Regions from separate parts of the Homo sapiens genome. Here region 2 is linked to region 1. A link is an interaction called in ENCODE POLR2A ChIA-PET data of the cell type or tissue named here. Cell type or tissue: OCI-LY7. All regions are shown on one strand. Each heading gives the region's core, and the rest is flanking DNA. Links, peaks and the distances in the headings are about the cores only.

Region 1 (5,376 bases), core at 119-5,118:
AAACTATAATTCTGTCCTTTTTATTACTGGTAATATTCTTTCTAAAATATTAGTCTGCTTTGCTGTACTACTATATCTTTTTGAAAGTTTTCTTTGAAGATCAGGATCACTTTAACTTTAGAATGAAAACATGCAATTATATTAATTTGGCACTGAATCTTGTTAGTTTCAGTGGGTTTGAAACTTTGAAAATGATTTATTCATTAGAAAGCCACATGTTGGCCAGACATGGTGGCTCACACCTGTAATCCCAGCACTTTGGGAGGCTGAGGTAGGTGGATCACCTGACGTCAGGAGTTTGACACCAGCCTGACCAACATGGTGAAACCCTGTCTCTACTAAATACAAAAAATTAGTCAGGCATGGTAGTGCATGCCTGTAATCCCAGCTACTTGGGAGGTGAGGCAGGAGAATCACTTGAACCCAGGAGGTGGAGGTGGCATTGAGCCGAGATTGTGCCATTGCACTCCAACCTGGGCAACAAGAGCAAAACTCCATCTCAAAAAAAAAAAAAAAAAAAAAGCAAACCAGTTACTGCTTCTGATGGCACTCATAAAGATGGAAGATAATGAAGCTACTTGTCATTCAACACAAAACACACAAAGAAAGTGTTAACAGCTGGCAAATGTCACAAAGTAAACATTTTCCTATTTCTGTTAAATAAAATTCATTCCTAATAATCACTGTCCTGTATGAACTTTCCCTAGCAAATTACTGCCCCATTTCTTTCACTAAATAATCAATTTTTTCTAAAGTTAACACAAAAGAAATACCCTGGAAATCCTCATTCTCTAGTCATGACTAAATGAATGAACCACATGGGCTACCAAAATCAAATTCTCTACTGCATCACTAATGTAATACTAAATAGGATGCTCCATCAAAAGAGACCTAGAATTTACATAATTTCCCATAAACTTATCAGAGGAACAAATGTAAGACAATGGGAAGAAAATCAAGATAAGCTCACTGTTGTTGCTGGTTTGTGTATTCCTGTCTTTCTCAACTCCTCCCACAGCTGATAGAACATTGTAGTTAAGAGAGCTGGTAGAAACTACTTCACTAAAATTATGTATTTGAACATCAGCCTTTTTTCATTCTAGTCAGCCTTTTTTCACTCTAAAGTATTAAATTCAACCAAAAAGCCAAACATTCAAAGTCTGTTCACCAAAAACACTCATCATAAAGATGTTTATTTACTATCCATATAAGGACGCAAAATGGTATTCCTAACAGCCAATACACAGAATCAACCTAAGTGTCCATCAACAGATGAATGGATAAAGTCACATACATATGTATACACACACACACACATACATACACACACACACACACACATATATATGCAATAGGATACTATGTGTTCTAAGAAAATTCTGTTACTTGCAACAATATGGATGAACCTGGAGGATACTATGTTAAGTGAAATAAGTCAGACATAGAAAGACAGATACTGTATGATCCCACGTATATGCAGAATCCTAAAACGTCAAGTTCAATTTTTTTTTTTTTAGAAAGAATCTCGCTCTGTCACCCAGGCTGGAGTGCAGTGGCATGATCCCAGCTCACTGCAACCTCCACCTCCCAGGTTCAAGCAATTCTCCTGCCTGAGTCTCTCGAGTAGCTGGGATTACAGGCCTGCGCCACCATGCCCGGCAAATTTTAGTATTTTTTAGTAGAGGTGTTTCACCATGTTGGCCAGGCTGGTCTCGATCTCCTGACCTCCTGATCCACCCACCCAGCCACCCAAAGTGCTGGGAACACACGTGTGAGCCACCGTGCCTGGCCCTCAATCTTTTTTTTTTTTTTTTTTTAAAGAAACGGGGTTTCACTCTGTTGCCCAAGCTGGAGTGCAGCGGCACAATCATAACTCACTGTAACCTCAAATTCCTGGGTGCAAGCAATCCTCCTGCCTCAGCCTCCTAAGTAGCTGGGACTACAGGTGTGCGCCACCACACCTAGCTAACTTTTTATTTTTATTTTTTGTAGTGACGAGGTCTCGCCAAGCTGGTCTCGAATTCCTAGGATCAAGGGGTCCTCCTGCCTCATCAACCTTTTTTTTGAAGCTGAAGTAGAAGCAAAGAGTAGAATGGTGGTTACCAAAGGCTGAGAGGAGGACTGGGGAAATGTGAGTCAAAGGACATAAAATTTCAGTGAGGAGGAATAAGTTCAAGAGATCAGCTTTATAATATAGTGACTATAATTAATAATAATGTATTATATTACTGAAAATTGCAAAGAAGAATTTAAGTGTCCTCACCACAAAAAAAAAAAATGTGAAGTAATACATATACTCATTTTAGCCATTCCACAATGTATATATATTTCAAACCATCATGGTATACACAATAAATGTGTACAATTTTTGTCAATTTAAAAAATGGGATTATTCTCTCACCTCAACATTGAGGTACTAACTAAAAAGATATTTCCCAACTACTCAGATGCTGAAGCCGGAGGATTGCTTAAGCCCAGGAGTTGGAGACCAGCCTGGGCAACACAGTGAGACTCCATCTTGAAAAAATAAATAAAAATAAAAAGATACTGTGATTGTCAAAGAAAGGAAAGAGGTATTAAGTCACTGAAAGGTTATATTTTTCCTTTAGAAAAATGAAAAATTCCTACTTTACTGTCAACTATTACCTCTTCTGACACATTAACTGTAGAATCCTTTTATATGAGAAAATTACTAAATCGGACACTACATCTCAGAATCTGCTAGAGGTCACTTGGAAAAGAGCATCATCCTTTCAAAAGGCAAGGATGAAGAATTAGAAAGAAAAAGGCCAGAAGCACACAAGTGAAACAAGCCAGTGCACCTGAGGCCTTTGTTGGTCCAATCAAACTATAGGTCACAGGTATTTCAAAAAGGGGAATAAAAGACAACTGCAGTTACTTTAGAAAAGGGTTAAATTCTCCAAAGTAGACGCTTCCCAAAAGAAAAAACAGAACGAAAACTGCAAAATTCTTTCTTCTCTCCTTTGGAGAATACGGTTTAGCACAGTTTTTAAAAAATCAAAATCTCAAGAGATATGGGTGCCATTCCCATCCCAATAACTAAGTGGCTCTGCTAACTGCAGGTTGTGTGAAACTGTACACCCACTACGCTCAATTGCAAAACAGCCATAAAGAACTTAGAACACTACACAAGTTCAACAGACATGAAGAAAAACACTACAAAATTCAAATGTGAGGGACAATTTTCCTGCCAATATACGTATAACTCTAAATTCTTACTCTCTCTATACACACACACACACACACACACACACACACACACACACAATATGTCTTGATGATCAGAGCTATTACACTGTATAAATCTAATTAAGGTCAGTTTCCTATATGGGAAAAGGAAGATTTATCTGAGAAATAATTCAAAATAAATTCTCCCCAAGTAAATAGACCTAGGCCTATCATTAGTTTAGTTTAGTTTTGTTTTGTTTTTTTGAGATGGAGTTTCACTCTTGTTGCCCAGGCTGGAGTGCAGTGGCGTAATCTCAGCTCACTGCAACCTCTGCCTCCCGGGTTCAAGCAATTCTCCTGCCTCAGCCTCCTGAGTAGCTGGGATTACAGGTGCCCGCCACCGCGCCCAGCTAATTTTTTGTATTTTCAGTAGAGACGGGGTTTCATCATGTTGGCCAGACTGGTCTTGAACTCCTGACCTCAGGTGATCCGCCCGCCTCGGCCTCCCAAAGTGCAGGGATTAGAGGCGTAAGCCACTGCGCCCAGCCCCTAGGCCTGTAATAGTTAAGACAATCATTTATACATCATTTATATCAATCACCACAGTCCACAAAAGTCAGCCTTAGATAAGATGCCAAAAATCGGAGATGAATTAAAAGAAAGAGTCCTGGGTCAGTAGTACAGCTTTGTTGCAAGTATCTGCAGGGACCTGGTAGAGGTGTGAGAGACACAGTTCCTTGGTGTGAAGGGTGAGAGGTCACAGGGAGGGTAGCAGGAAGCCCAAGAACAGGTAACTGAATTTGGACAGGCTTTTGATATTTTAAGCCCATTTCCATGGATTTTTGTTGTGTTTTGAAGATAGGGTCTCGCTCTGTCACCCAGGATGGTTTCTTAATATATTTACTATAATTATTCCCTTGGAATACTAATATTAATACTAAGTTAAATTCTTTGAAAATCCAGCCAGTGTCAGTTATGCTAAATGAAAACAAAACACTTTGTACAATTTTATATTTAAAAAGAGAAGCTCTACACTCTAGGATTAGAAGCAGTGGAGCCAGCAAGACTCTCAGGGCAACATTAGCTACCATTTATGGAGCACTTCTTATGTTCCATGTGCCAGGCTAAATTATTTTCATACATTATCCCACTAATGTATAAACAACCCTATCATTTAGCTATTATCAGCTCCATTATATAGACAAGGAAATGGAGGCACAAAGACGTTCCATAACTCTAACAGGATTACAGGACAGAGAGGTGGCAGAACAAGGATTCAAACCCAATCCTTCTGTTCTCAAGCTCAGACTCGGAACCATTATGCTTTACCGTCTTACCAAAATGAGAATCAAAATGAAAGAACCTCAAAGAGAAATAAAAACTCAAAGGAAGAATCTGAGTTCTTTAAACAACACCAGAGCAATCCTGTCCTAAAACTGGAGGATTTTCAGGTTTTGCAATGTGACAAACTTGGAAAAGATACATCTGACACTAAATCCTTTGGCAATTTTATTCCACCTCGGGGCTTCAACTACCCCATTCTCAGTATCTCCATCTTAACCTTGATGACTTCTCAAGATATTAAATATTTCCATCTGCCTAATGACAAAAATCACTCATCTCAATAAAAAGCTGTATTTATTAGCATCTTCTTCCTCAAATCAGTTTGTCCTCCTGTGTTCCCAATTTTTTAATGGCACAGGTGTAATGCAAATTACCTATGCTTCACACCTCCCCCACATGTAAGACTATATGCCTTGTTCTAACAGTTGCCAAATCCAACTAATTCTACCTCTACAACGTCTCCCATCTGTCATACCTCTTCATTTCCCCTACAGTTAGAAAGGTTAGATTCTCGGCCGGGCATGGTGGCTCATGCCTGTAATCCCAGCATTTTGGGAGGTCGAGGCAGGCAGATCACCTAAGGTCAGGAGTTCAAGACCAGCCTGACCAACATGGAGAAACTCCCCCGTCTCTACTAAAAATACAAAAAAATAGTCGGGCGTGGTGGTGCATGCCTGTAATCCCAGCTACTCGGAAGGCTGAGGCAGGAGACTCACTTAAACCCAAGAGGCGGAGGTTGCAGTGAGCCAAGATCACGCCATTGCACTCCAGACTGGGCAACAAGAGTGAAACTCTGTCTCAAAAAAAAGGAAAAGAAAAAAGAAAGGTTAGATTCTCATTACT
Region 2 (5,376 bases), core at 94-5,093, 310 kb after region 1:
AGAGGTTTCCAATTATTTCAAAGATCTAGAAAAAGTTTCCAAAGAAAATGCACTTTAATTGCAGGGGTAGGGTGGGGAGAGGAAATCAACGATGGGGGAGTGAGGAGACGGGTACAGGTGTGCAATCCAACACAAAGAAGAATCCGGCCGGGCGCGGTGGCTCACGCCTGTAATCCCAGCACCTGGGGAAGCCAAGGTGGGTGGATCACCTGAGGTCAGGAGTTCGAGACCAGTCTGACCAACATGGTGAAACCCTGTCTTTACCGAAAATACAAAAATTAGCCAGGCATGGTGGCAGACGCCTGTAATCCCAGCTACTTGGGAGGCTGAGGCAGGAGAATAGCTGGAACCCGGGAGGCGGAGGTTGCAGCGCACCTAGATCACACCACTGCACTCCAGCCTGGGCGACAGAGCGAGACTCATCTCCGTCCCCCATCCTCCCCCCAAAAATAATCGTCCAAAGTTTGTAGTCATCAGTCATGTCAAGTGCATGACACCTGCTTCTATCTAGGCCCAGATCTTCCACTTCTCCCTGCCTTTGGGCGAGGGGGTAACTAAAACCGGGGGTCGCTGGGGGGGACGCGGACACTCCCAGTCCCCGCCTTGACGGCCCAGCCCGGGGAAGCGGGGACAGTGAGCCAGGCCCTCAGGCCCAGAGGGGATCATCCCGGGAGCTGCGGGCCGCAGTACCCGGTTCCTGCCAGTGACAGGGCGTCGCAAGCACAGCCATGGCGTCACCAACGCTCGACCCGTGCTTCCGCCCTGGAGGGAGCCGAGCGCGGGGACGGGGGCGTGGCGGGAGGCCGTCATGACGCCAGGCTGCGGGCCGCTCAGCCAGTCCCTCTGCCTGGCGGGCCTGCGGGCTCCGGGTGGGTCCTGTCCCTGCCCAGGACCCCTCTGCCTCAGCCCGGATCCCCCTCGGCCTCTGCCTCAGCCCGGGTCCCCCTCGGCCTCTGCCTCAGCCCGGGTCCCCCTCAGCCTCGGTCCCCCTCTGCCTCAGCCCAGATCCCCCCCAGCCTCAGCCCGGGTTCCCCTCCGCCTTTGCCCGAGTCCCCCTCAGCCTCACCCGGGTCCCCTTCAGCTTCTGCCAGAGTCCCCCTCAGCCTCGCCCGGGTCCTGCTTCTGGCCAGGGACCCCCCAACCTTCGTGGCGGGCGGACCAGCCTCCAGGCCCCTGCCTCAGGCCGCCATGAGGCCGAGGCCTGCAGGCTCCGCGAGCAGGGCGGGGTGGGAGACTGTGAGAAGCCTAGTGGCTCAAAGATGGAGGAGGGGGATGGCAGCGGTGAGGTGGGACTGGGGGGAGGGGAGTGGTCCTGGCAAACCTGAGGCAAGAGGATCGCTTGAGCCCAGGAATTCGATCATGCCACTGCACTCCAGCCTAGGTGACAGAGCAAGACCCTGTCCCTAGAAATAAAAAAAATTAAAAATTAAAGTTCCATCTGGATGTCCAGAGGTGAACTGATGAGGGGACAAGAGACCGCTGGATTTGGAAGTGGGGAGAAGGAGCAGTGGAAGGTCTTTGCCGTAGCCCAGGTGAAAGAACAATGTGACTTGGACCAGCATGGGGATGGAGAAGACAGAAGTAGATACACTTGAGGGATATTTAGGATGGAAAATTGACAATCACTTGGTGATAGGATGGGGGAGAGGAAATAGGAGCGTTTCTGTTACTGTTATAATAAAACACAACTAGGCCAGGCGTGGTAGCCTGTAAACCCAGCACTTTGGGAGGCTGGGGCAAGTGGATCACTTGAGGTCAGAAGTTCGAGACCAGCCTGGCCAACATGGTGAAACCCCGTTTCTACTAAAAATGCCAAAAAAAAAAAAAAAATTAGCCGGTCGTGGTGGTGTGCGCCTGTAATTCCAACTACTTGGGAGGCTGAAGTAGGAGAATCGCTTGAACCCAAGAGGCGGAAGTTGCAGTGAGCTGAGATCGCACTACTACACTTCAGCCTGGGTGACAGAGCGAGACTCTTGTCTCCAAAAAAAAAAAGTAAAACAGAAATAAAAGTTACTTTTCTGAATCAGAATGAAAAGCAAATGTTTTATATAAGAAAAATTTAACCAGGGCAAAATATTGGGTTAACACCATACCACAAAGCAAGCTGGCACATCTCCGGGCTGTTCTGTGACCAGACAATGATACCAGGACTTCAGTCACTACTGGCCTCACCTCTGCTAGGAATGTTCTAGAATTTTAAAGTTTTGCCACGGGCCTCTTTTGTACAGGCTGCTAATGGCTTCTCCTCCCCATCCATAAATCCATTTGGTCAGTGCCTCTTCTGTAGTAATAGAATTGGGAACAAGACCTGCGGCTGCCCAAAATAAAGACATTTCCCCATTGCTCTTGCAGTCAGTACAGACATAAAGTTCCGCTTAATGCAGTGTATGCAAGATGCCATATGGCAGGCAGCTTCCAGAAACTTTGCTCTCTTAGCTTTGCCTATTTCTCCATCCTGCTTCCTGGAATGTAGATGCCACCAGCTTGGGCCTTGAGATTGAAGCCCCACAGGACAGAGCACCAAGCTAGGAGGAGCTGGGGCCCCTTACCCTGTGGAGCACCATCCCAGCTCCCCACCACCAACTTGACTTAGTAGGGAAGAAAAATACTTCATTTTGTTTTCTGTCACTTGCAGCTGAAACCGTTTCTCACTGGTAGAACTATTAAATGGATGCCTGAAAATCTGTTAGGACAGAAAACAGGAAGATATTCTACCAAAGCCCCTGGTGGTGCAAATGGTGGAGTCTCTTCTGCCTCACTCAGTACATGCTTCTGTACTGTGAGTTAGTTAGTTCATTTGCAGATGGTAAACAAGAGAATGCTGGCCGGGCGCGGTGGCTCACGCCTGTAATCCCAGCACTTTGGGAGGCCAAGGCAGGCGGATTACAGGAATTCAAGACCAGACTGGCCAACATGGTGAAACCCGGTCTCTATTAAAAATACAAGAATTAGCCAGGCTTGGTGGCGGGAGCCCGTAACCCCACCTACTCAGGAGGCTAAGGCGGGAGAATCGCTTGAACCCAGGTAGTGGAGGTTGCAGTGGGCTGAGATCAAACCACTGCACTTCAGCCTGGGTGACAGCGCAAAACTCCATCTCCAAAAATTAAAAAAAAAAAAATACGTCAGTAGAATGCAGAAATTGTGTTTGTGTTCTTAGCAGCATGTTCATATAATAGTTTGAGGTGGTGGTGGAGCGGAGGGGGGCAAGCATTCTCTCAATGAAAGAGCAAGGCTTAGCAACTGTAAACCAAAAAGTATCTGAGACAGGTCTCAATCAATTTAGAAGTCTATTTTGCCAAGGTTAAGGACATGCCCAGAAGAAAAAAGCAGAATCTCAGAAATAGTCTGTGGTCTGTGCCTTTCTCCAAAGATGATTTTGAGGGCGTCGATATTTAAAGAAAAGCTGGCTGGAGGGGAAAGAGGGAGAGTATGGTAACCTACATGTTACAAGAGAAAAGGTACAAGTAGAGGAATCAGCAATTACATGTCTGTCTCTTGCTCAGTAAATCAGCACTTTACATAAAGTGAGGTGAACACAGAGTAGCTACTTGTGGGGATACTTAACCTTTTATCTGTCGCTGTCTGCTTAGGAACATAAGGAAAGACAGCTCCTTGCATGACTCAGCTTTCAGCTTAATTTTGTTTTTCCTTTTTGGCAGAGTGAATTGGGGTCCTGAGTTTTTTATTTTCCTTTACACAACATATGAAGACCTTAAAGAGAAAACGCTGAAAATTCTGCAGGGCTCTGGGCTGGTTTTGTGATTTCAAGAAGCGCTTTCTCCTGTAATCCCAGCATTTTGGGAGGCTGAGGCAGGAGGATCGCTTGAGCCCAGGAGTTCGAGACCAGCCTGGGCAACACAGTGAGACCTTATCTCTACAAATAATCAAAAATTATCTGGGTGTGGTGGTGTGCACCTATAGTCCCAGCTACTTGAGAGGCTGAGGCAGAAGAATTGCTTGAGCCAGGAACTTCAGGCTGCAGTGAGATGTGACTGAGCCACAGAACTCGGCTTGAGCAACAGAGTGAGATCCCATCTCAAAAAACAAAACAAAAAAAAAAAGAAGTGCTTTCCAAGCTTTCTGTGGAGTCCTAATTAGGGAAAAGGAGTCAGGTTGGCAGCACCAGGGGAAAGCAAAAGAGAAAGCAAATAAGCTATAAATCTGCCTCTCTTCATGGTCCACAACAGATAAACAAAGAGGAAGCAGATGAGTTATAGGTCTGTCTGTGTTTATGTCCCAGGAAGTGTAGCCCTCCTGAGCAAATAACACACATAACTCACAGACTTCCCGTTTCACATCAAACACCTCAATTTATCAAACATCCCGGTTGACAGAAGAAGGCAGGTTAGCTCCTGCAGCCGTGGCGTAATCCAACATCCCAAGAGCCATCCTATAAAATCTCCAGCAAGCCTGTTTCCTTGCAGTCCGCTCCTCTTCTGCTGATACCGCCCGTTGCCTCCTTGCAACATATTTTCCTACTTTCTCTAATAAATCTATCTTTCTCTACCTACAACTGTCTTGGTAAATTCTTTTACTCCCGTGCCACTGGCCCAGACAGTTGTCACTCCCCTGTGACCCTTTCAATAATCTTAAACTAAATGGTGGAGTTAGCAGGACAGTTGAAGATATTTTCATATGTAATTTGTTTGTTTTAATTGATTATAGCCTGCATTGGATTTTCAATTTTTTTTTTTTGAGACGAAGTCTCACTCTTGTCCCCCAGGCTGGAGTGCAATGGCATGATCTCAACTCACTGTAACCTCGGCCTCCCAAGTTCAAGTGATTCTCCTGCCTCAACCTCCCAAGTAGTTGGGATTACAGGCACCTGCCACCATGCCCAGCTAATTTTTGTATTTTTAGTAGAAACGGGGTTTCACCATGTTGGTCAAGCTGGTCTCGAACTCCTGACCTGAGGTGATCCACCCACCTCGGCCTCCCAAAGTGCTGGGATTACAGGCGTGAGCCACCGCGCCCGGCATTTTTTTTTTTTTGAGACGGAGTCTCACAGTGTTGCCCAGGCTGGGGTGCAGTGGCACAATCTCAGCTCACTGCAACCTCCACCTCCCAGATTCAAGCGATTCTCTTGCCTCAGCCTCCCGAGTAACTGGAATTACAGACGCACGCCACTACGCCTGGCTAATTTTTGTATTTTTAGTAGAGGCGGGGTTTCGCCATGTTGGCCAGGCTGTTCTAGAACTCCTGACCTCAAATGATCTGACCGCCTCGGCCTCCCAAAGTGCTGGGATTACAGGCGTGAGCCACTGCACCTGGCCGGATTTTCAATTTTGATGAAACAGCTCTACTAGGAGTGAAAGGCCCAAAGACCCTAATCTGAGAAGAGAAAGCAGAAGTTCCCCCAGGCGATGGAGATCTGCC

Evidence for each region. Peaks named below come from ENCODE experiments on the same cell type or tissue, not always from the same donor. Only the 100,000 strongest peaks of a DNase experiment are listed, where the experiment ranks them.
Region 2: POLR2A ChIA-PET joins it to region 1 with 6 read pairs; 2 of 35 experiments call an interaction of 5 or more read pairs at or near these places.

The regions. Positions count from the first base shown.
Region 1 is chr1:8,756,590-8,761,965 of GRCh38, forward strand. The region is part of intron 1 of RERE (arginine-glutamic acid dipeptide repeats); the gene reads right to left. Among named protein-coding and RNA genes, the nearest start is that of RERE, 58 kb to the right of the region's middle. In OCI-LY7, for the core only: no CTCF peak of the experiment used is centred there; no DNase peak of the experiment used is centred there.
Region 2 is chr1:9,070,983-9,076,358 of GRCh38, forward strand. It overlaps a transcript of SLC2A5 not described here. Among named protein-coding and RNA genes, the nearest start is that of SLC2A5, 4.0 kb to the left of the region's middle. RefSeq lists an enhancer at 5,310-5,376. In OCI-LY7, for the core only: no CTCF peak of the experiment used is centred there; DNase peaks (open chromatin) are centred at 2,729 and 4,239; H3K4me3 peaks cover 1,497 bases; H3K27ac peaks cover 3,235 bases.